Regions from separate parts of the Homo sapiens genome. Here region 2 is linked to region 1. Evidence: chromatin loops called from intact Hi-C (ENCODE). Cell type or tissue: ascending aorta. All regions are shown on one strand. Links, peaks and the distances in the headings refer to the core of each region. The heading gives the core; the rest is flanking DNA. Region 1 overlaps LOC107986419 (a long non-coding RNA gene). Region 2 overlaps CWC27 (CWC27 spliceosome associated cyclophilin).

Region 1 (12,527 bases), core at 2,677-10,676:
GTAATCCCAGCTACTCAGGAGGCTGAGGCAGGAGAATTGCTTGAACCAGGGAGGCGGAGGTTGAGGTGAGCCGAGATCGCACCATTGGGCCATGAGACCTAGGTTTGATACCTGACACTGGAAAGGGATTAACCATGAAGACTTCAGGAAGTCACTTAACCTCTCTTCAGCTCAATTTCTTTACTGAGATGCCAATCTACATAGACTAATAATTAGCCTCAGAGGGACTAGCGTATAGTATACATGTAATACATTATTATCATAATTTCTATAGATTGGCCAGTATGGGAAAATAAGAGAAAACTACCTCAAACCTGCCGGAGGAAGTTATGGCAAATTTCCTAGATCTCAATTGTCTTAAGCCAGCCAGGCTGACAAGGGAAACACATTCTATGCAAAAGGAATTACATATGCAAAGAGACAAAAGTATGGAAGATAATGACATGATATTGTATCAGGAACACAACATTGAGGTAACTTGGTCAGGGCATGTCCAGAAGGGGCAGAAGGTGAGCTGGAAAATGTCAGTTGGGGCCAGATCATTACAGAGTACTCCATCTTGAGTATATCACTTAAGAACTTTAAGAAAAGGAATGCAGTCAGCTTTGCATTTCTAGAAAGATAACTGGCTGAATGGGCAGAATGGATTAAAGTGAGAGGCAGTTCATCAAGGTAACAAGTTTGGAGGCTAGCACTTCTATACCAACAGGATTGGCATAGATGGAGACTAGAAGTGTAACTGACAAATGTTATTGATCGAACGGATATTGGAGGAGAGAAAGGAGGCATCAAAAAGTAACTCTAGGGTTGGGCGTGGTGGCTCACACCTCTAAACCTAGCACTTTGGGAGGCTGAGGCAGGAGGATCATTTGAGGTCAGAAGTTTGAGACCAGCCTATCCAACATGGGGAAGCCCCATCTCTAATAAAAATACAAAAATTAGCTGGGTGTGGTGGCACACGCCTCTAATCCCAGCTACTCAGGAGGCTGAGGCAGGAGAATTGCTTGAACCCAGGAGGTGGAGGTTGCAGTGAGCTGAGATGGCACCACTGCACTTCAGCCTGGGCAACAGAACAAGACTGTCTAAAAAAAAAAAAAAAGTGACTCTAGGCTTCTAGATTGTGCTCCTTGGAGGATAAGGACCACAGGAAGAGGAGCAGTTTGGGATACAGTCAGAAATATAATCAGCTCTCTGTATCCATAGGTTCCACATCCCTGGATTCACCAACCACAGGTTGAAAATATTAGAAAAAAATTGCATCTGTACTGAACATGTATAGACTTTTTTCCTTGTCATTATTCTCTAAACAATACAGTATAACAACTACTTAAATAGCATTTAGATTATATTAGGTATTATAAGTAATCTAGAGATGATTCAAAGCATATGGGAGGATGTACGTGGGTTATATTCAAATGGTACACCATTTTATATTAGAAACTTGAGCATTTAAAGATTTTGGTATCCACAGGAGGTGGTGGAACCAATCCCCCACAAATACAGAAGGACACCTGTATATATGTGGAACCCAACGGGGAAATACACATTTGAGAATAGGTGGTAGCTGGTATCATTAATTCATTATGTCCAGCAAAGTATTAAGTTCTATGATGCTATGACATGGACTTGCTCTTAGGGATTTATAGACTAGTGGGGATAGGTAAGGTATTTCACAAGTAGATACGTTAAGATGTGTGAAAAGCAGTGTTGTAATCAATGAAATACAGAATAGCTAACCCAGATTAGGAGTCAGAGGAAGCCTCTCTGACAATGTAACATTCCCACTTTGACTTTAAGGGCAAGTTGCAATTAGCTGGAGAAGAGAAACTAGGCAGAATGAACACTATGTACAAAGGCCTAAAGGAGAGAGAGCACTGCCCCTGAGGACCTGAAGGACATTCAGGAATACTAGAGCAGGGAATGCAAGAGATGGGGAAAAGAAGCAAGCAGGAGTGAGGATGTGAGGGGCCTCATAAGCCTTGGAAATAAATCTGGGTGTTTGGGTCGGGAGTATCTTGATAAGACTGAGTTCTAGAAAGGTCATGGTGCTGCACCAGAGAATGGCATAAAAGGGTGTGAGGTTGTTTGCAGAAATCAGTTAGAAGGCTTTCAGTGGCCTGGATGAGACAGATTTGATTTATTAATCAGAATTGTTTCAAGGAGACAGAAACCACCTCAAAAAGTTCAATTAAAAATGAGAAACTTCTTGGTTTCAGTAACTGAATCACAGAAAGACAAGGGAGCTGCTGGCCAGCAAGGGATGGATGGGGGAATGGAGTGCTGCCAGGACCCCTTTTCTACTTTTGCCCTCATCTCTGTGCATCTTGGAAAGTTTGCTGTTCATCTTTCAGGCCTGGTAGGGTACATGGCCTGTTGGTGGCTCTGAGATCACATCTCTACAGCTTCTAACTAAAGGAGACATTTTGTCTCTGATTCAGAATAGATTCAGAATACAAGTTCCCAGGAAATGCTGGGATTGGCTGGGCTCGGATCATGTGCTAATGTCTGGACTCAATTCTGTGGCCAAAGTACCTCTCCCCTTGGAGAGATAAGAGCATTGTCTAAGGGACATGGTCACCCCAATGGTCAAGGAAGTAAGGTCTGTTACCAGGAAGGCTGTAGGAAGATGCCGGCAGTCCCGGGCAGACACAAAAGCACTCTGGATATTCAGGTGATAGAATTGACACAAAAGCACTTCAGATATTCTGGTGGTAGAATTAACTGAATTTGGTGATTGACTGATTGTGGGGGAAAGGCAGCAATGAGCCAAGGATGACACTTAGATTTCTAGCTTGGGCAAATAGGAGGATGTGGGAGCCATTCTCTGAGACAGGAAACACAAGAATAGAAAGAGATGGTTTGAAAGAGAAAGTGAGTTCAGATTTGTACCATAGGAGTGCTGAAGAGCACATGGGACGGCCAATTTGAGATGCCCAATAAGGGCCTGATGCACAGAAGAAACAGCCAAGCTGGACAGAGATTTGGGAATCATCAGCACTGGCAGGGTCACTGCAGCCCCCGATTGGATGTGATCTTCCAGGAAGAATGGAGAGTGAGAAAAGAGGAGGAACTCTGGGGGCACCAACATCCAAAGGAAGATCAGAGAAAACTAAGAAGTAGCAAGAGAGAGGAAGAAACCAGGAAAGAATCCTATTATTGTGTGAATTATGGTTCATAATGGTTATGAAAGCTAGCACGGAGAATTAAAAAGTGATGGGAAGTGGAAGGGAGAGGACATGCCCTCTAGTTTCTAAGAAGCTCACAATCTGTAAGACCAGATAAGATCAGAATACATCAGCTAACAATGCAAGTAATGTATGACAGGTACCAACATGAGTTCTAGGAGGAGGAAGACAGCAGGAGCATTATGGATTGGGGTAGCCAGGGGAAGTAGGATATAAGTAGACCCTAAAAAGTGGGTAAGACTTGAATAGCTGGACACTGGGATTGGAGAGAGGAAATTCGGGTTAGAGGAATTTCAGGTTGGAGGAATTTCACGCGCAAAGGAGGAACTACACCAGGAGCACTCAGGAGATGTGCTTATGTTGGGGACTGATGACAGATTATTTTAGGAGGGTAAGCTTGGCCAGATGGAGAGGGCTTTGAATGCCAGGCAAAAACACCTGGTAATAAACTTTAGTTAGTAGGCAGCCTTCAAAGGTTTCAGATACTCCCTAAAAGAAACTGACTTGTGTTATTTTCTTACCCCTTCAAAGCATCCCTGTGAGACCAGTCCCTGTTATCTAAACGTATTTTTCTCCTATCATGTCGTGTCTTCCTTTGTTGACTTTATTTCTAAAAATATTAGGTGTGACTCTGACACTTTTGGTATCTGGGACTGCTCAGCAGCTTTCTCTAGCAGGTAGTTAAGTTTTCTTTTCTTCTACCCTATTACTTCCAGTTCCATCCCTCAGGGACCATGAGAAACAATTCCACTTCTCCTTATGTTTATATTCGGAGGATGCTTATAGAGTTTCCACATTCCCTGTGCTTTGAGCTCAGCCAAGGTATACATACTTAATTCTTTTAATCTCTCCCCCTAAGTCACTCCCTGTGGCCCCTTAAGCATCCTAATTGCTCTTCTCTGAAAGGCAGCCAGCTCATTATGTGCATCTTCCTTGGGAGGCAATGAGGAACATAGTATTCCCCGTGTGGTCTCACTAGACTCATATATTACCTCCCAGTTGCATCCCACGACTGGACATGTGGAGCCGCACTCCTTCTGCTCCCCGCTCCCTACAGTGCGCCCTGGCCTCAGTAAATCCCTTATCTCAACAGGTTATCTCCCATTTCCAGGTGGCCTGTTCCAAAGCTTGGAACCTGTGTTCACCACATGTTCAACCCCCAGCTCCCGCCTCAGGAGGTCTCTTACTGGGGAAGGTGGCCCGGAACCAGGACGAGTATCTGTGGAAAATTGCAGCTAAGCTTGCGTAAGTAAACCTTGGAAGAGGAGAGGCTGCGGAGTGCCCAGAATTAAGAGATGCCGCATCCTGCCATGAGCTCCCCGGCCTGCCCGGCTGTGACAGTATTCAACAAGGTGCAACTTGGAGGCTTCGCCTCTGTTTCCAATTATCCCTTTTATCTCTGCTCTAGCCCCTCTCCTTACCTAAGTGTTTTCATAGCTCTCAGTCATTACTGTTTAGCTTTGTGAGGATAAACGTGAAACCAAACAAATTATACATATCCTGTCTCAAGATGTGTTATCACCCTCTGACTAGAAACCCCCAGAAGCCTGCGGCTTTTGAAAGTTCTAGGTTTTTTTTTAAGCTTTGAAAAAAAAATGGTGGCAGAGGTTAAACTGCCTTTGAGAACGCCAAATGTTTGGATTTCAGTGAAGGTTGACATGGAAACCCACCTGAGGCTTCCTCGAGTGTCTCGGGAGGTAATAAAACCCGAGCTGGATGCTCCTGCTGCTGGGGGAGGAACAGCTCCCAGGGCGGCCAGGTGGGGGCGGCGGGGCCTGAGGAAGCTGCCCGGGGCCGCACAAAAGGGAAATCGAGGAGAGGAAGCCAAAAGCCAGAAAGGGCACGACGGGGGCGTGGGTGCGGGTGTCCGGGGAGACCTCGGCCGTCCCAGAACTTTCCAGGGCCCGGGGACCTGCGCCGCCCCGACTGGAAAGTTGGTGTTTTTACTCGAAGCCCTTTCTCTGGGCAGTTTAATAACAAACAGCGGCCGCAGCAATGGCGTCCGCGCCGGCAGCGTCGGGGCGCCCGGAGGCGGGGCGCGGCGGGGCGGGACTCTCCTCCCGCTCGGGCCCGGGGCGACCGGCGCACCCCACAGCCGCTCCCGGCGGCCGCCGAGGCGAGGGGCGGCAGAGAAAGGTCGGGAGCACTGAAGCACCGGGGTTGCCGGAGGCGAGGGCACCCAAGTTTATGCAGCTTGGGGTGGACGCTCGACTGCTGAGCTGCAAATACACAGAAAGCTTTGCCCACCGCTCGCCCCGTAGGTTCATCGCTTTATTCCCATCTACACCCAGGCACAGGAGAACTAAAGTGAAGAGAATTATCTTATGTTGGTTTCTTGGGGAGGAGGCGTGTGGAGGGGAGAGAGCCCTCCGGGAGAGACGAGGGAGAAAGGCAGAGGGAACCCATAGGGAGAGGAAGCAGGACGCCAGTGCTGCTTCCTAACACCTCTCTTTGTCTCCATTCAACACGGATTCCTCCCCATGGTGGGCCAGCCTTAGAGGACACATTCGTCTTTGCCCCCAAGGCCACCACAGACTCTGTGTTTCTACCCTGAGTACTAGAGGATGCCCTAGAAAAGAAATCTTGAGGACCTCTCTCTTTGAGACTTTGAGGGCCTCCACCTTCCAGCCACTGTTTCGTCCAAATCTGGGTTATCCATTCAGTAAAGGGTTGCCAGCTGAAATACAGCACACTGAGTTCCATATGAATATCAGATAGACAACGACAAATTTTGAGCATGAGTATGACCCACACAAAAATTCGTGTGCGTTTGTTTTATTAACTCTAGCAATCCTAATTCAGTACGTATTTCTGATTCTTCTTCAATTCCCGTCCAGACAGCAACCCTCTGAGACAGGAAGGGAGCGTGCTCTCACCAGGCACCATTTCCTGCCTCTCCCTCGGTCCCCTCTAAAATTGGTAAACCTCAGGTGTTTTCTAGGGAAGTCCCACCGTAAGTGGAGAAAGAATAAAGATGGGAGTAGAGATCAGGGGTGAAGTAGTTTAAGGTCACCTAACCAAAAATTGGAAATTTCAAACGCAAGAGCTGAGTTCTCCTTTATTGGAGGAATTAACAAGATGTGCTGTGAACATAAGAGTTAAATAGTAGTCGCCTTTTGTAAGCAACTCTAACAGAGGTTTACATTTGGGATTAATAGTAAACTCCCCAGGCCTTACTGACAGAAGAATGTAGTTGCCCAAATAAACAATGTTTTGATCGGGACTCGAGACCAACCCTCCGAGCACTCAGCCTCTTCCTAGCAGGAGCATTTCCCAACTCTGAAGTAATTTGTAATGTGCTGGGAAAACATTTTCAAAAAATGGATATCTAAGATACCATAAAAGGGAAAACAGTTCTCGCTTTTGAAGTAAGAAATACCATTTGCAGTAAAATTTCTTCCGTTTGCATTTCTGAATTATGTCTTGATAAAGCTAGGCTTACAGTGCCCGAGTGCTGCCTCCGACCTAGTAAGGAAGAGTCTAATGGAACAGTGTGGGTCTGGGGTTTACTGTCCTCTAAATATTATACTGTCTTCTTGGTACATAAAAATAAGAATACCTCCCAATGATGGGATTACTGTAACTGGCCTTTACTTCCCACTGTAGGCTTCCTGGAACTGGCCTTTCAGACTGGAAGACCCCTCAGCACAATTTTGTCACACCGTCTCTCAGCGGCCACTGTTCCTTCAAGGGTAGAAAAAGTTAACATTTCCCAATAGCACTTTGACTAGAAACATGAATGTGCTGAGAAGCACAGAAAACATATTGTTTTACTGGGAGGTCTCAAATGACTCCGGGAGGACTCCCTTGAAAAGGCCCTGGCTCCAGGTCAAACTCCAAAAGTGCTGCTCACTCTGCCCCCTGGTGCAAGTCGGTGTGCGGCTCACCCAGAAAGGAATTCTTCCCCTTTCCAGGTGGTGTTGTGGACAGCTTTGGAGGACCCTGCTTCCCAGGGGACCAGTGACTGTTTCTCTATGTGTCATGAGCTGAAGGCCTGAGGATCTGAAGATTTGGATTCTCCTCAAGTTCACTCCTTCAACAAGTATTTGTTGATTACCTCCTGTGTCCATATCACTCTTCACCAGGTTATCAAGGGAGGCAGGCTTGTGGGTGAAGGGTGAATTCCGAGTCATCGTGGGGAGTGATGAGGATGGGGAAGGGCAAGGAGAGAGGATGGGCACACAGGAGCTGAGCAGCAGTAAAGCTGCCGTATGCCCATGTCTAGCGCTGTGGCTGGCACAAAGCAGATGCTCAGGAAATGAAGCATTCTACTGCAAATGGTGTTTCTTACTTCAAAAGGAGATGGAGGTGGGTGTGCTCAGGAAATACTTGTTAAATCTCTTTAAGGATGAAATATTCTGGGTGACTTTATGTTATTCCTAAGCCAACTTTTTTGTTCCAACTTATTAAGTATCTTTTATCGATACTGTTAGGTAAACAGGTGCATAGGAGAGCCAGGGTGACACCATTTTAAAATCAACTGTATCTTAAATCTAACAAGGCACGGTCATGACCATGTCCTAAGATGTTTACAGCTAAGGAAGCAGCTTCATAATACCGGCAAGAACAAACTCCTATGACGACAAAATGCCCAGATGCACCAATATCACAGGATAATATATACTTTTAAGATGATTATAGCCATGCTTTCATGTGCCCACACACTAAAATGCCAAGGATAACTTCCATTATATCAACAAAGTAATACATTTTGTCACATTGTCAGCCCACCCACACATACATATAACTTAGCTTAAACTTTACATAGATAAGACCCCTATAGAAGAATTTACAACAAAGATGATATATTCCTCCTCTTGCTTTCTGAGGACGCCCTACTTTGTATCTGAGTAGCTTTCAATAAACTATCTCTTCTCACTGTACACTGTAACTTGCCTTGAATTCTTTCCTGTGTGAGATTCAAGAACCCTCTCTTGGGGCCTGGATCAGGATACCTTTTTCTGGCAACAATACTACTTTAGTAATGTTTTGTACTAAACAAAGCTGTTTTTTTGTTTGTTTTGTTTTGTTTTTTTTTTTTTTTGAGACGGAGTCTTGCTCTGTCACCCAGGCTGGAGTGCAGTGGTGCAATCTTGGCTCACTGCAAGCTCCGCCTCCCAGGTTCACGCCATTCTCCTGCCTCAGCCTCCCAAGTAGCTGGGACGACAGGCGCTTGCGACCACACCGGGCTAATTTTTGGTATTTTTAGTAGAGACGGTGTTTCACCATGTTAGCCAGGATGGTCTCAATCTCCTGACCTCGTGATCCGCCCACCTTGGCCTCCCAAAGTGCTGGGATTACAGGCTTGCGCCACTGCGCCCGGCCACAAAGCTGTTTTTTGGTTTATTTTATTTTTCTTCTTGGATGGTTATAAACGTCGCAGCATGTCAGACTCAACATTCCGATCTTGGATTGCAACTGGCCGGTAGTGAGTACTGCAGCCACAGGTTGTAGGAGATGGGAGTGAGTGTGCATTGACCCAAAGGCAGGCCTGGCATTTCTCATGAAATCTCTTACAAAAGTTTCCTTGTGGAGTTCCCTTATTCCTTATGGGTTAAGGATTTCTTAATCCATAAGGAATAAGGGAAATCCTTAAGGATTTTGTCAGACGTGGCTTATCTAAGTTTCCTTACGGAGATGCTCTATCTCACTGAAATCTAGCAAGTGATGTTTGGGCTTAGGATGGGAAGGCAAGGAAAGCAGTTAGCTAGAAAATTGGTATTCGTCGGGAGCCTACTAAGGAATGCAGTGTGGGTATCCAGCTCATGACAACATGCAGGTTGTTTAAGTTTGCTTGAATAAAGTAGACAGGCCTCTCCTCCGTCTTTGGCTGGCAAATAAGAACATATCTGGGAGACATCCATCAAATCCACATGGTTGGCTGCTCACTCTGTAAGAGAATTTATGGAAAAGTTTGTCCAGGAGTTGGCATAAGAAACAATGCTACTGATTATTCAAACAATTAGATATTTATTGATTCCAGACAGAACATTCCATAGCACTCGATGTGGTGGGAGATGGAGGAGGAGGAGAAGGCACTGTCTCTTCCTGTTGGAAACTTGTTGAGTAGTTGAGGATTTGAAGCTAATACACGCAAAACAACCAAGTACCAAGTACAAGAAGGGCCTGGGTCTGAGGGGTTGGAGTGCAAGGAGGGACCTGAGGTAGTAGTGATAATATGGCAGGCCAGGCACTGTGTGTGCCAAATGGACTGAGTAGGTCATTTCTGTTCATCTTCACACCAGCTCTATGATATTTGTACCATTGTTTCCCCCATTTACACATGAGGAACCTGAGCCTTAAAAAAGTAAAGGAGCTTGCCCGAGGTCACCCTGCAAGAAAATGGCACAACTGAGCCAAAAACATTTGTATAGGAGAAAGTAAGAGAAAAAGTGGGTGGAAAATTGTCATTTAGTGGAACAAACACTGTTTCCTTGCCTTCCTCTATCTTTAAAGTGCAGATAATAATCTCTACCTTTCAGGATTGTTAGGCAGGATAAATGAGAGTGTCTGTGAACATTTCCATTGCGACACTGCCTGGTGCTCAGTGGGAAGTTAGACGGCACCACATTAGGGAAGGGAGGTGAGGACAGATATCCCATAGAGGGAACTGGGACATGACTAATGTGGAGCAGTGGGAAGTAAGTTTGGAAGGGAAAAGGGACCCAGTTTATAGAGGACCTGAAACCTAAGAGAGAAGGTGAGCATTGATGTAGCATTAAATACTTTAACGAAATTATTAATACTTTTCTGATTTTTGTAGTAAAAATACAGTCATAAGAACTTCGGGGGAAAAAAAGCCCAGAAAAGTATGAAGGTGAAAATTAAAAATCTTACCCGCAGAGATAACCACTTGTAACCTTTTTTGTGTTACTTAACCTTGATCCTAACTATGACATGTGCTAGAAAATATGAAATTATGATCTTACTTTTATGAAATAAAGTGTTTTTATATGCATTTTTTATATATGCTTACAGTATTCTGTATGATTATATTGTATAATAAGCTCTGCTTTTTTCACTCTTTGTTGTGAACATTTTCCTCATAACTAGGAAATATTAGAAAAAACTTTTTAAGGCTATGGACTATTAACAAAGTAGAAGTACCATAATTTAACAATTTCTCTATTATTGGCTTTTGAGGTTGTTTCCAATCTTTCACTATTAGAAATAGCACTGTGATGAATGTCTTTATATATATATAAAACTTTAACCACATTAAAAAATTATTTCTTTGGGCTGAATTCCTAGAAATAGAGACACTAGGTCAAAGAATATAAGAATTTTTAAGGCTCTTGATTCAGATTGCCAAATGCCATTCCAGAAAGGTTGAAGCAATTTATACTCCCACCAGCAGTGTATGAGAGTGCCCATTTTATGGAATGCTTGCCAACAATGAGTATTTTTTTTAAACTTTGTCTATTTGATAGAGAAAACATAGTATCTTGTTTTAATTTGTATTTCTTGGATTATAAGTGAGGTGGAACTTTTTTTCATAGTTTATTGGCTGTTTGTATTTCTTCTTTTGTGAATTTTCTCATTGTTTCCTTGATCATTATTCTAGAACAGTACTGCATAGAGACCTAATGCAAACCGTGTATGTAATTTCAAATTTTCTTGTGGCCACATTAAACAAGTAAAAAAAACAGGTAAAATAAAATTTAATAATAAAATTATTTTAGTAATAAAAATCTTAATAATACAATATATTTAACTAAATACACCCCAAATATTATCATTTCAACATTGGCACTAGCTACATCTCAAGTGCTCTTGTGAGTAGTGGCTACCATATTGGACAGTGCAGATTCAGAACGTTTCCATCATAGTGGAAAGTTCAACTGGACAGCACTAGCATGGAGCTAGAGCTTTTGATATTTTTTTATAAGGAAACTTTATATATTTAGTTTTTTGTCTATCCTATTTGTTGTAGTTTTTCTAGTATGCCATTAACCTTTTAATTTTGTTTGTTCTTTTTATTTACTTATATTCAAACAATGTAGGTTAATCTGTCACTTTCCCTTTGTTGTCTCTTCCATTGTTTTAGGTCTACCTATTCCCAGATAGTTAATTCTTCACCTATATTTTCTCCCCTCACCTCCCTTGTTTGTACAGACAGGGCCTCACTATGTTGCTCAGACTGGAGTGCAGTGGCTATTCAGAGGCATGATCGTAGCACACTACAGCCTCAAACTCCTTGGCCACTAGCGATTCTCTTGCTTCAGCCTCCCAAGAAGCTGGGACAGCAGGCACATACTACTGAACCTGGCTCTCCTAGGTTTTTTTAATGATTTCATTTGTAATGCAATTATTTAATCCTGAAATTTATCACATTATTTTAAAAGTGTACCTGATTTATCAAAAAACTTACCATTGTTGTATGTCTGTTAATTTCTCCTCAGAGTTTTTAAGAGTTTCTATCTTAAGTATTTCAATGCTGTGTTACTTAGCGCATAACAGTTGAGGATTGTTGATACTTGTAAAAGAGTATGATTCTTCTGGTTCATTGTAGTGGTTTTTGTTTTGACTCTACTGTGTTTGAAATTAATATTGTCACCTCTGGTTTTGATGGCTGCATTTACCTAAGATCATTGTCCCAGCTTTAATTTTTTAACCATTTCAATTTTATTTTGCATATAGTTTCGTATTCATTTTTGTAACTGTGATTTAATCTTAACTCTGCTAAACTGATTTTTGTTCTCATCACTGATCCTTTCATATGTCACTTTCTCCTGTTTTTGAGTTCTTAAATTTTTTTTTTTTTTGAGACGGAGTTTCGCTCTTGTTGCCCAGGCTGGAGTGCAATGGCACAATCTCGGTTCACCGCAACCTCCACCTCCCAGGTTCAAGCAGTTCTCCTGCCTCAGCCTCCCGAGTAGCTGGGATTACAGGCATGCACCACCACGCCCGGCTAATTTTGTATTTTTAGTAGAGACGGGGTTTCTCCATGTTGAGACTGGTCTCAAACTCCTGACCTCGGGTGATCTGCCTGCCTCGGCCTCCCAAAGTGCTGGGATTACAGGTGTGAGCCACCGCGCTTGGCTTGAGTTCTTAATTTTTTATATCACTCAGATAACTGATATATGCCCTCAAGTAATTGTTTTCAAAAAAGTATCTTATAGTCAGTACTCAATAAATGTTTTCTGAATAAATGCATGAATGAAGAATTTAAGCCTTTGCACATCATAGAATGTCCTTCTGTTTTGTGATAAAAGCATGACTTTTTTTTTCTGTGATAAATCTACTTTTTACTCCTGAATAATGGTCTTGTGTCTCTCTCTTTTTCCAACAAACTTAATTATTTAGTCTTTTTTTTTTTTTTTACTTTTAAACATTTTGCCA
Region 2 (12,527 bases), core at 2,716-10,715, 130 kb after region 1:
GCAGATATGAACGCCCTGAAGACCTGCTAATGGTTCCTTTAACTTGTTCCCCACTTCTTCACCATTTATTTTTTTCTCCCAATGGAGAATTAGCCAACATCATTGGCCAGTGATTTTTTTCCCCATGTCCAGTGAAGTTTCCCCGTTTTAAACTTTCTAATGAGAATGTTAGACAGAAAATTGATTGTATAATCAAATAACATGAAAAACAGGAATGGCACTTTTAAAAATACATCATTGGTATCTGAAGCTAATGAGGAATTCAAAATGAGAGAATACTGAACCAAGGGGCTAGGAAGAACCTTGGAAGTTAAATGGTCTTGCCAAGTTGAAAGTAAATTTGAATCCTGTGGGTTATGAGCTTCAAATAAAACTTCTGGGGTTTGAATTTGTTGGTGACTTTCCTGTTCAATAAAAAAGGACTTAAATGGCTTATAAAAAGGTTAAAAAAACTTATTGGGCATCAAACTGCTCTTACAAAACACCATCTTGATGAGTTAAGTGTAAATGAATCAGAAACACACGGGTCATATTTCCTTCAAAAATGCATATGGATTCAAAAATAAAGGGAAGAGGACTTGGCAAAACATTTTTTGTGTGGTGGCTGAACCCAAAACATTTGAAAGAGATTTTGAGACATTCAAGGAATCCCCCCCACCGCCAAAAAAAAAAAAAAAACCCAAAAACCCAAAACAAAACTAAACTAAACCTGTCCAGTCATATAAAACAAAAAGTTCTATACAATGTGCATTTAACTATGGGTCAATCAACATTCACTGAGCCTTCGCCTTTGGCACCAAACTATGGAAGGAGACAGCTTCTGCCTTCAAGCAACTTATTTGTATAAACAAATCTATATAAGTAATAGAAACCTATTAAAAGATATCTAGGATCTTACAAAAACTGGCATCGTAACCCACATCATATGAAAACTATAAATTAATTGAGAAATAGACAAGTGCTTTCAGGGTCCTAGGTTAGGTAGGATTCATTCCATTCAAATCATCATGCCCTCAGCCCTTTTGATTAAAGTTATATACAGTTGCAGAGTCTTACGTGTTTGAATGTTTTCTTAATAAGTGTTTTTATGTCTTTTTAAATGTGTTTTCCAGCCCTCCTTCCTCCACCCTCTAGATTTGTGAGTGCTCAACAAATCTTGCTGACTGGTTTCCTGAAGGATGGGAGTGTTGAACAGAGTTTTGAAACAGGGGAGATGCTGTTTGGCAGAGAGAACCGAGGCTATGATTCTGGGTTGGGGTAATGGCACATGTGATGGTTCAGAGGCTCCAGAGGGTGAGTCATGTGTAGGGGGTGATACATTGGCTTGCTTGCAGCAATGTGGCTGAGCCAGGGTGTAGTGGGAGGTGGAGGCAGTTAGGTGTGGGGAGGCTTAATACACTGCATGTGAAGTCAACTTGAGGACAGAGGGGTGTGATAAAGAAAAACACAATTTTTATTCCTTTTTTTTTTTGCCAGTATAGGATAAAGTTCTAAGCAAAGGATATGTATATGTCATTACTTTATTTATCAGTCTCTTAAAAAGCTGAAAAATATCCAAAGATAAAAATAAAATTAACTATGTATGAGTTGCTAGGATCCTGTAGATCATAACTTTGAAGAGGAAGTTAGTCGGATTATGAAATAGATTACTGAGTTCTAAAAGGTTTGTGGGAAAATGTGAGAAATTATTGATTTATTATCTTCTAAGGTTGTTTTCGAGTTGTTTAATGTGAGTCTCATCTTTTCCACAATATTAGAAAGTTACTTAGAACTGGGATAGTGTCATATATTTCTTGTGCATTTTTTACTGACTAGCACAATGCCGGACACATCAAGTGCTCAATAAATGCTTGTTTCTTCAGTGCTTGGTGTGTTTATTTATTTTACTTTATATTGAACTGAAATAAAGTCAAAAGTTGCCGAGGTCCTATAATGGTGATGGTAAACTCTGAAAACAAAAGGATGATATAGTGGAAATGCCCCAGTAGTGTCTCTGCTCTGAGACTATTTGTTCATGGTTAATATACAGAAATCAAAGCCCTTACCATCCTTCATCATCTTCTACTTCTGTTTCAGGAATGTCATTTTCAGGCGTTTCAGCAATTGCTTGAGTGAGTTTAGATTTAAACTGGTTCAGCAGTGCAAGGGTCTGAAATAACAATTAGACTGCTAAGTTTTCTGATAAAGATAAATATAATTTTAAAAGAGATGCTTAAGTTTGGTAGAAAAGGAAATATCCTACTTGGATGTAAAACAAAATGTTTGATTTTGAACAAAAAGAACAAAACTACCTTTAGGCTGCAATAATGACATTAATAAACCTTGACATCATTCTGTTTGGATTTGCACTGACATTTCCCCTCAGAGATAGGTGACTATTTTCTGATTTGGGAAACAAAAGTTTGCTTACATAGAAGACAGAAGACCCAACTTTTGAAAATACATGTTTGGCCTGGTGCATTGGTTCATGTCCCAGCACTCTGGGAGGCCAAAGTGGGAGGATCTTTTGAGCCCAAGAGTTCAAGACCTCAAGACCAGCAGGGGTAATGTAGTGAGACTCTATCACTACAAAAAGAAAAGAAAAAAAGTCAGATGTGGTGGTGTGCATCTGTAGTCCCAGCTACTATGAAGCCTGAGGCAGGAGGATCCCTTGAGCCTAGGAGTTTTAGGCTGTAGTGACCTATGATTGTGCCACTGCACTCCAGCATGGGTAACAGAGTGAGACTGTCTCTAAATAAATAAATAAATAAAATAAAATAAAATAAAAAATGTATGCTCATTTATAGTTGAGTTTAGTGTCTATAAGAAAGAAAGGTAATTCACTAAGTTATGTGAAATCAAAAATAAAAAAATAGTATTGTTTATTTCACAAATTTCCAAAAATATAAAAATATCAATATAGGGAAGGTAGAATGAACATATTAACTGTTGGAAAATGAGTAAATTGGAATGTCTTTAGAAAGCTGTTGATACATACTGGTAACTTTAAGATGATCATTCCCCCTGACTGAGTAATTCCTATCCTGGGACGATAGAAAAATAAGGTGAAACAGAGAAAATGGCTTACGCACAAGATGTGCACTGCAGCATTACTCATACAAATGGAAAAATGAAAACCTGTTAAATGTCTATCAATAAGAAACTAGATAAATTTAGTAAAAAGCAATAAATATGCTATTTAAAAATTTTATTTTTATTTTTTATTTTTATTTTTTTGAGACAGAGTCTCGCTGTGAGGCCCAGGCTGGAGTGCAATGGCGCGATCTTGGCTCACTGCAACCTCCGCCTCCCAGGTTCAAGCGATTCTCCTGCCCCAGACTCCTGAGTAGCTGGGACCACAGGCACGTGCCACCATGCCCAGCTAATTTTTTTTGTATTTTTAGCAGAGATGGGGTTTCATTATATTGGCCAGGCCGGTCTCCAATTCCTGACCTCAAGTGTTCCACACGCCTTGGCCTCCCAAAGTGTTGGGATTACAGGTGTGAGCCACCATGCCTGGCCTAAATATGCTATTGTTATTAAAAATTATATACATGAAACATTGCATTCTATTGTTAAGTGAAAGATGAATACAAATATTGTGTTAAGTATATATTTTTTAAAAGTGTGTGTGTGTAGGGGGAACATGACTGTGAATTCTTGTTTGGCTCCTATGCTCTCTGTGGGCAGGAAGAAGCAAGTGGCTATAATTTTGTAATCACACCATCTCCTAGGTCTTAACAGTCTACTCCAGAATTTGAGCAGACAACAGAAGCTAGAAAAAGGTTTTTCTATTCAACATATTTACAGAGTCCATCATTATGAAATGGGATAAAATACTACCTGTCCGAGAAATCAAGGGCCTAATCAAGATTTTGGTATGTTGAATTCAATACTGAAATCCTCACATTTCATAAGGAAAAAGATGTGTGACAGTTCAACATGTGAATAACTGGTATATTAGAGAGTCACAATACATTCCTAAGCTCCAGAATTTATCTAGAGAGTATCAATAAGATCACAGTTCATGAAAAAGTTAAGTAGGTCTGGGCAATCTAGAACTCAAGCTTAATAAAGACAAATGGTGTCAAAATAACTGCAAGAAAAAGGTGGTTGGTTATTGCTTTAAAAATGATAGTAAAAAGCATCTTCTACTTTTCTGCAAAATTTAATGCCCACATATTCAACAGCTAAAAATACACACATTATCATAGCTACTGAATGAGATGAGTTTTGGGGAAAATTTATAAGTTCCTATAGAATGTCATCATAGGCATTCTGAGGGCTGCAGAGTATGTTAGCATTTAGCTGTTTTATCTGTTTTTAGAGTAGAGGTTATAGAATTAAGCTATTCAAACAATGTTAACAGATAAAGTATCCCTTGTTTTTAAACCTTACTCATTAAAAATAGTCCATTGTTTATTCATTCTTATTGTATTTGCTTATTAATAAGAAAACAGATTACTGTAAAAATATTGAAAAATAGAAGTAAAATAACTATTATCCTACCACTCAGAATAACCGCTGTTAATATTTTGGTAAATATACTTCCAGGTAGTATGTGTGTGTGTATGTATGTGTTTATATATCTGTATCTATATCTATCTATATCTACTATTGCATAAATATATCTCTCCACATGCTTATCTCCATATCTATCTATTTAATCTATATGATATGGTCTGGCTGTGTCCCTACCCAAATCTCAACTTGAATTGTATCTCCCAGAATTCCCATGTGTTATGGGAGGGACCCAGTGGGAGGTAATTGAATCATGGGGGCTGGTCTTTACCATGCTATTCTCGTGATAGCGAATAAGTCTCACAAGATCTGATGGGTTTATCAGGGGTTTCCACTTTTTCTTCTTCCTCATTCTCTCTTGCCACCACCATGTAAGAACTGCCTTTCACCCTCTGCCATGATTGTGAGACCTCCTCAGCCAGGTGGAACTATAAGTCAAATTAAACCTCCTTTTTTTCCCCAGTTTTGGGTATGTTTTTATCAGCAGTGTGAAAATGGACTAATACACTATAGCTTAAAAGTAAACCCTATCATTTTTTTTTTTAAGAGATAGAGTCTCACTCTGTCACCCAGGCTGGAGTGCAATGGTACAATCATGGCTCACTACAGCGTCGACCTACTGGGCTCAAGCGATCCTCATGCCTTAGCCTCCCAAGTAGCTGGGACCACAGATGCACACCACCTTGCCAAACTATTTTTTTTTTTTTTTCTGTAGAGATGGGGGTCTCCCTAGGCTGCCTAGGCTGGTTTCAAACTCCTGGGCTCAAGAGATCCTCCCATCTTGGCCTCCCAAAGTCCTGGGATTACAAGAGTGACTCACCATGCCTGGCCCTAACTAATTTTTAATGATGGATGTTTGCATACTTGGAAATGTCTTTTTTAAAAGCACAAAGAAAAATGAAAACAAAAAAGACTTCTAAATGGAATGAAATTTTAAAATTTCCTAGAAAATTATACTAGACCTGGATCTTTCTCCCTGAGTTACAAGTGGCAAGGCAGTTTGTTTTTAAGCCAATTAATGAGCTACTGGCATTTGCTCAAAGAGGGGAGACTGTGGCAAACAAAAAACATCCTCTTGGCTATTTTTAGCTTCTTCTATATTTAAGATTAGACTTTCTCCTGCTTTATTATAAAGGCTAGAGAAGACACTGGGCAGAAAAAAATCACAAAAATAATGGGACACATTTGTTATAGTGTGAAGAAGATAGGATCTGCATGGAGGCATTTTGATTGGCATCTGCAGGGGAATTATTCAGTTATGGCTTTTCCTGAAAGAACGAATGGCCAACTACTTCCAGGAATGCTCTTTCAGCACAGCGAGAGCCTTCCCAGAATGTAGAAGCTATGCTGAAGGAGCCCAATCTTGGCATACTCTGTTTATGCATATCTAACACAAGAGTCTCCCAACTGGGCCCTGTGCCTCTGGTCCTGTCCTGTATCCAGTCTAATCTCCATATTGCAGCCCAGTTAGAGAGATCTTCCTAAAATGAAAGTGAGATCATATCACTTCCTTCTGTCAATGGTTCCCCATGGCCTTTAGGATAAATTCTAAACTCCTTAACATGGTTTAAAAATACCTTGTACGAACTTACTTTTGCTTACCTCTTCAGCCTCATCTTTCTCCTTCTCTTAGTTTATGTTACAATCATATTTAATATCTTTTAGTTCTTTGCAAAGAGGTTGAAGACTTTTCATGTACGCACTGTTCCTTTTGTCTAGCCATGCTCTGCCTCTACCTGGCTGTCTCCTACACAACCTTTGAAGTTCAGCTGACAAATCATTTCCTTAGGAAGGCCTTCCCAGATTCTTAAGCCATGTAAGGCCCCTCTGTTATTCATCTACATGGCTTCCTGTACCTACCCTTTCATAATGCTCACCCCCTTTCACTGGTATTACTTGTTTAGCTCTTTTCCCTGATAGATCAGAGAGAGCAGGGATGTGTTCATGTGTTGACTGCCAAATACAGTGATTAGTACATGGCAGGTTCTTAATAATTATTTGCTACAAGGGAATGGGGGGAGGGGGAAGGAATGAATGAATGAGTCATCCTTAGTATCTCTGGTAGTATAGTCACTATGGTTGCTATTTAGAAGACTTTGTGATTTCATGAAAACAAGTTAATAATGTACTTTTTCTTAATGAAATTAAGAAATTATCCAGACAGGTTTGGGCTTTTTAATTTACTTTTACTTTGCCCGTTTTATTTATACAACTAAAATGGTGTGTCCATATATATATATATAAGGCAGTTTGTTTATATCCATATATATTAATATATATGTCTATCTATATAAACATATATATGGCAGCACCAAAAATAAATGATTTCAGTCTGCCCTCTAACTTTTCAACATGAAGGGCTGCTTAAGAGATTTGTTTTATCAAGTGTCAAGTACTGCATGGCACATAGTGCTGACTCCCAAATTGTTGAGCTAGCTTCCTATCTCTTTTCATTCTTGATTTCTGACAACTAACTTCTTAATATTACTACCTAAAGATTCAGGAATTACTTGTACTAATGAATAGAAGTCAGCTAGCAGACCAAATGACTTATTTCCAGACAGTGTACAATTTCAAGCTAGGCTGGCTAGTCAGCATGCGAGATGTCGGGCTGGAAGAGACTCTCTCATCATTTATAATCACCACTTCTTCATTTCATAATATTCACTACACAGAGGTTCCACCTGGGTTTCTGAGGATACATGGCTTTATGAGGTTCCTGTGCTTACTATGGGAGTACCAGGTTGAAACGTGGAAGTTCCAGGCTTTTTCACCACCAATGTCTGGAAAGAACTCCAGAGTTTGAATCTTTATGTGAGTGGCCAATGTCCACCCTATATAAATATATTCTTTTTTATTTTTAAGAGGTAGTGCTTCTCCTGATATATAATCAAATTAGGCTCCATTTAGAAACACTTAAAAACAATAAAAAGACAATAAGTTCTGTATGGATTTGGGTTTTTGAAGTTACCTGATCTTCCCGGGAAGTTCCCTTCTTTGACTGTTGCTTCCTCAAAGCTTCATACTTTTGCTTTTCTCTTCTGTATTCGGCAACAGCACCATCTGGAGGGGCTTCTTCCTCTAAAGAATAGTAGAATATTTTTAGAATAAGCAGTAAAATAGCTCTGTGGATTCATAGCAATGTTTATGCTCCTGTTGCTGAAGAGGAGGTTGGCACTTGGGCTTGCTTTTTCACCATTTAATTTCAAAAGAAAACCTGTAAGCCCCACCAGCTCTGTAACTACTTCCTAAATTAGAATGTGACTGATGCTAATTTATGAGTTGATATACATATATTTACTATACACTGCACTATTGTAATTGTTCTTCTCACATGTCCTTATTTAAGTTGATTATAAAATCATCTATCTCACTTCTAAAATAATTAAGGTTTTCCTAAAATTCAGCAATACCATTTTACATTTTTTCCTTGCCTTAGAAGATATAACCTTCCAAATATTGGTTGATATTCCAATTACCTGCCACTTTTGTTCCCCAGTTATAACAATAACAACCTTCAATTTAATGGCATCATAGAAAATAAATATGTCTAACAAATAAGTCAAAACAGTTAGCAAAAGCAGACAAAAATAATCTTTACTGAATTAGAAATTAGAAAACAAATCTATAGGTTTGAACCTGCAATAATTCTATGTGAAGATTAGTTAACATCTTGGTTCATAAAACACAGTTTTGCCTCAAAAACAAACAAGCCAACAAACCCAACTAGTAACATTTTATAATACCTCACATGTGTAAATATCAATGAAATTTGTGACTAAAACACACACACACACACACACACACACACACACACACACACACTCCCTCTCTCTCTCTCTCTTCTCTTTGGCTGGAAGACAAACGATAAGCCAGATGTAATCAAGAATGCTAGTAATCTGTCTACCAAAGCTTTAGTCTGTTAGTTGTCTCTTTGTTATCTAGCTTGAGGAACATCATGAATATGCAATCTATTAACAATCAGCCATTTTGTTCAAGAGATTTTCTGGTCAAAAAAAAAATTTGAACTAAGAAACAAGTTATCTTTTTGTGGTTACCTAATATGATTTTGGTAGAACTTGGAAGGAGAGTCCTGGTTTCAAAACTGACAGCTGCAAACATTAAAAACTGAGCACATTAAGGAAAAATGAACCATTAAATACAGAAATAATATCTAAGGCACACATGCCTAGTAAAGACTAGTATAAAGAGTATGCCATCACGACTGGTATACATGAAGTGATTCTTATAGTAGGTTTAAAAATTACTTTCGGCCGGGCGTGGTGGCTCACGCCTGTAATCCCAGCACTTTCGGAGGCCGAGGTGGGCGGATCACGAGGTCAGAAGATCGAGACCATCCTGGCTAGCACGGTGAAACCCCATCTCTACTAAAAATACAAAAAATTAGCCGGGCGTGGTGGCGGGCGCCTGTAGTCCCAGCTACTGGAGAGGCTGAGGCAGGAGAATGGCGTGAACCCGGGAGGCGGAGCTTGCAGTGAGCCGAGATCGCGCCACTGCACTCCAGCCTGGGCGACAGAGCGAGACTCTGTCTCAAAAAAAAAAAAAAAAAAATTACTTTCATATTTTTCTACTGAATTACATCTTTGAATACCTCTCTTCTTCTTATCCTACAGTAGTTAGATTTGCATTGTCCTGGGATAAAGAGCAAGCACTTTAAGATGACTTAGGATCCCTACATGAGGCAGTTAATGCTTTGCTTTCCAGTTACGTCTCTCAAGAGACAACTCCTTTGCCGTATCCACCTTCATGTGCTTTCACTTGGCTGATAACTAGTATTCTTAAACCCTGCTCTCTTGACCAACCATCCGCCTTTGCACATGCTTTTCTTCCTTCAGGGATACTGCAAATACTTCATCTCTCCGTTCTTGTTAATTCTCCTTGCTTAATTCCGGCTCCTCCTTTAGGTCTCAGCTTGGTTGGCACTTCAGTGAGCCTTTTCTGATTCCGTTCTTGAAGTCTGGTTTAGATGTCTCTCCTTTGAGCTTCCAAAGCACCCTTTAGCACTTATCACACTTTATGGCGATTTCCTGTTTACTCTTCTTTAAACTCACTAGACATTAACTCCTTGAGGACAAATCATATTTGTCCTCATTTTTTTTTCTTATTTCATTTCATGTCCTCATTTCATTTTCTTAAGTGTATCTTTCAAAGATACACTTAGGACAGTGCTTGGCAAGTGATTCAATAAATAGTCAAATAAATGAAGTAATAATGTAATTGAAGAAGGGGAAAATAAGAAGGTGTAGGGTAATTTGCCCTCTTCCCCTCGCCAGCCTCAGTTATAGTTAGCATTTGCCATGCACCTGGAATCTCCTGTTCCATTGCATTTAGGGAGTCAATAATTATTTTCTGCCATTTCCTAGGGCAGAAGTTTGTAAAATTCTAAGGAAAATTGTGATGGGTATCAGTAGAACTGTTTAATGTTTTTATGGTTAAAAAAATGCAAAAGAGAAAGGACAAGTTCTTTGCTTACATTTTCAGCTAAAAAAGATTGAAAACCTTTATGTGTGGTAAGAATTTTGCAATAAATGGAAAAGATATAGATGAATTCTGCTATCTCATGTCATAGGTAAGTTAAGCTTACAACTTTCAAAACAGATTCAGCATTGCTTATTTTAATGTTTCACACGCATCTTCTTGAACACGGTCCCTTTTAGCAAGGACCAACCACTTAATTTCACTTATTAGGAATGTGAAGGAAGTAGGAAAATGTTTAAAAAGTGCTATAAAGAAGCCTTACAAATCAATTTTAAAAAGTCAAGGATAGGTACATTTAAGTATATAATAAAGCATGGAAATTCTGTAGCTATGTTGTTTATAATACTAAATGGCCTTTTAATAACTTAGAAATAGCAGTCACCTCATTAAGGAAACTAAATGCATGAAATGATAGAATTTTTAAAAACAGCTGTATTGAGGTAGGCATTACATATAGTAAAACTCACTAATTTTGTATATAAAATGTGATGACTTTTGGTATTGTATAGAGCATATAACTTCCACTGCAATCAAGATCTAGAAAAGTTCCACATACCCTACAAAGTGTCCAAATGTCTGTTACAGTCAGTTTTCTTTTTCTGGCAATGAGGCATCAGCGATCTGCTTTCTGGCACCACATTTTTGCCATTACTAGAAACTCATACAAATGGGATCATACAGTATGTAGTTTTTTATGTCTGGCTTATTTTGGTGAGCAACTATTGTTGAGATTCATCCATGTTCCTTTGCATAACTGAATAGTATTTCATAGCATGGATATACTCTAACTTGTTTATTCTGAGTTGCTTACCGTTTTTGGCTACTACAAATAATGCCTCTTTAAACATTTACACACACAAGTTTGTTTGCAAACATATATTTTCATTTCTTGGGGGTAAATACCTAGGAGTGGGATTGCTGAGTCAAGTGATAAGTGTATGTTTAATTTTATATGATACTGCCATACTGTTTTACAAATGGTCGCACCATTTTGGCTGCATCATTCCACTCGCAATATAGGAGAGGTTGAGTTGCTCCATATCTCCAAATATATCGGTATTGTCATTTAACTGAATATTTTAGAGAGCGTGAAATAGTATTTTGTGGTTTCTAGTGTTACTTTTCTGATGACAAGTGATATTACATTTTTTATGTGCTTGTTGGCCATTTATGTATCTTCTTTTCAAATCTTTTGTCTATTAATTTTTTTTGTCTTATTAATGAGTTGTAATAGTTTTCTTATATATTCTGGATACAAGTCCTTTGTCAAATATATATTTTGTAAATGATTTATCTCAGTCTGATTTCCCTTTTCATTTTCTTAAGTATATCTTTCAAAGAGCAAAAGTTAAAATTCGATGAACAGCATTTTATCAATATTTAAATTTCATATCACACTTTTTGTGTCTTATCTAAAAAATCCTTATTTTCCTCATGGTCTCAAAAGTTTTTTTCTAATGCTTTCTCTTAGTAATATAAAATTTTAGCTTTTCTGTTAAGATATATAATTTATTTCAAGTTGATTTTTATATATGGCGTAAGGTAAGGGTTGAGATTTTTTTTCTATACAGACATCAAGTGTTCCAATATTATATGTTAAAAAGGCTTTCTTACCTCCAGTGAATGACCTTGGCACCTTTCTTGAAAATCAATTGACCACATATGTATATCTATTTCTATACACTCTCTTCTGTTCCATTAATCTATGTCTCTGCTTGTGCCAGTAGTATACTGTCTTGATTACTGCAGGTTTATAGTAAGTCTTGAATCAGTTAGTGTAAGCCCTCTAACTTTGTCTTCTTTTTCACAACTATTTTGGTGATTTTTGTTCCTTTGCCTTTCCATATAAATTTTAAAATCAGCTTGACAATTTCTTCAAATAAGTCAGGTAGGATTTTGACAGTAGCTGCATTGAATGTATAAATTAATTTGGGGAGAACTGCAATCTTAACAATAGTGAATCTATCAAAGTTTTACTGACTTAACCTGCCATGTTGAGGTCTATAATACATCCTTTTGGTTCCAACCATCATGTACAGTCATGGTGCTGGTGTGAGATAGGAGTGAGGAGTGGCTATTTACTATCATCTTTGTGACTATCTCAGGATTAGTATTTCAGAAACAGGAATGTTTTGAAACAAATATGGGTAATTGTAAAAATGACTGGCTGATATACTAGAAGCAATAACATGAAATAGCAAATAGAAATAAGCAGTTTTCATAGAATGGAGAGCAAAAAGCAGTACCTCTCTTCCACCAAAATGTCATGGGAATGTAAAAAAAAAGAAGATATGTGCAATGTAATTAATTCTCACATCAAGACTCACTGAACAAACCAATGAACAACTTCCAATCCAGAAAGGTTAGTTGGACAAAAAGTATTTTTAAAACAAACAAAAATTTTTATTATGGAAAAATTTCAACACAAATATAGAGAGAATGGTATAATGAAGCCTCTTTAGTCATCACCTATTATCAATAGCATCAACTTATGGACAATCTTATTTAACTCACAAGATATTCTTAAG

Evidence for each region. Peaks named below come from ENCODE experiments on the same cell type or tissue, not always from the same donor. Only the 100,000 strongest peaks of a DNase experiment are listed, where the experiment ranks them.
Region 2: a loop joins it to region 1, with 2.5 times the contacts of the local background. A loop is called at or near these places in 20 of 110 quality-filtered maps.

Annotation. Positions count from the first base shown.
Region 1 is chr5:65,095,800-65,108,326 of GRCh38, reverse strand. It overlaps LOC107986419 (a long non-coding RNA gene), which reads right to left. Exons shown (of 3, transcript XR_001742682.2): 3 at 8,507-9,075. Among named protein-coding and RNA genes, the nearest start is that of CWC27, 330 kb to the right of the region's middle. RefSeq lists enhancers at 4,837-5,337, 5,338-5,838 and a silencer at 5,066-5,355. In ascending aorta, for the core only: CTCF peaks have their summits at 4,930 (motif pointing right) and 7,036 (motif pointing left); DNase peaks (open chromatin) are centred at 5,066 and 7,046; H3K4me3 peaks cover 1,086 bases; H3K27ac peaks cover 3,445 bases.
Region 2 is chr5:64,966,757-64,979,283 of GRCh38, reverse strand. It overlaps CWC27 (CWC27 spliceosome associated cyclophilin), which reads right to left. Exons shown (of 14, transcript NM_005869.4): 12 at 7,472-7,581; 13 at 2,046-2,149. Among named protein-coding and RNA genes, the nearest start is that of CWC27, 200 kb to the right of the region's middle. RefSeq lists a silencer at 1,055-1,255. In ascending aorta, for the core only: a CTCF peak has its summit at 7,577 (motif pointing left); no DNase peak of the experiment used is centred there; H3K27ac peaks cover 2,445 bases.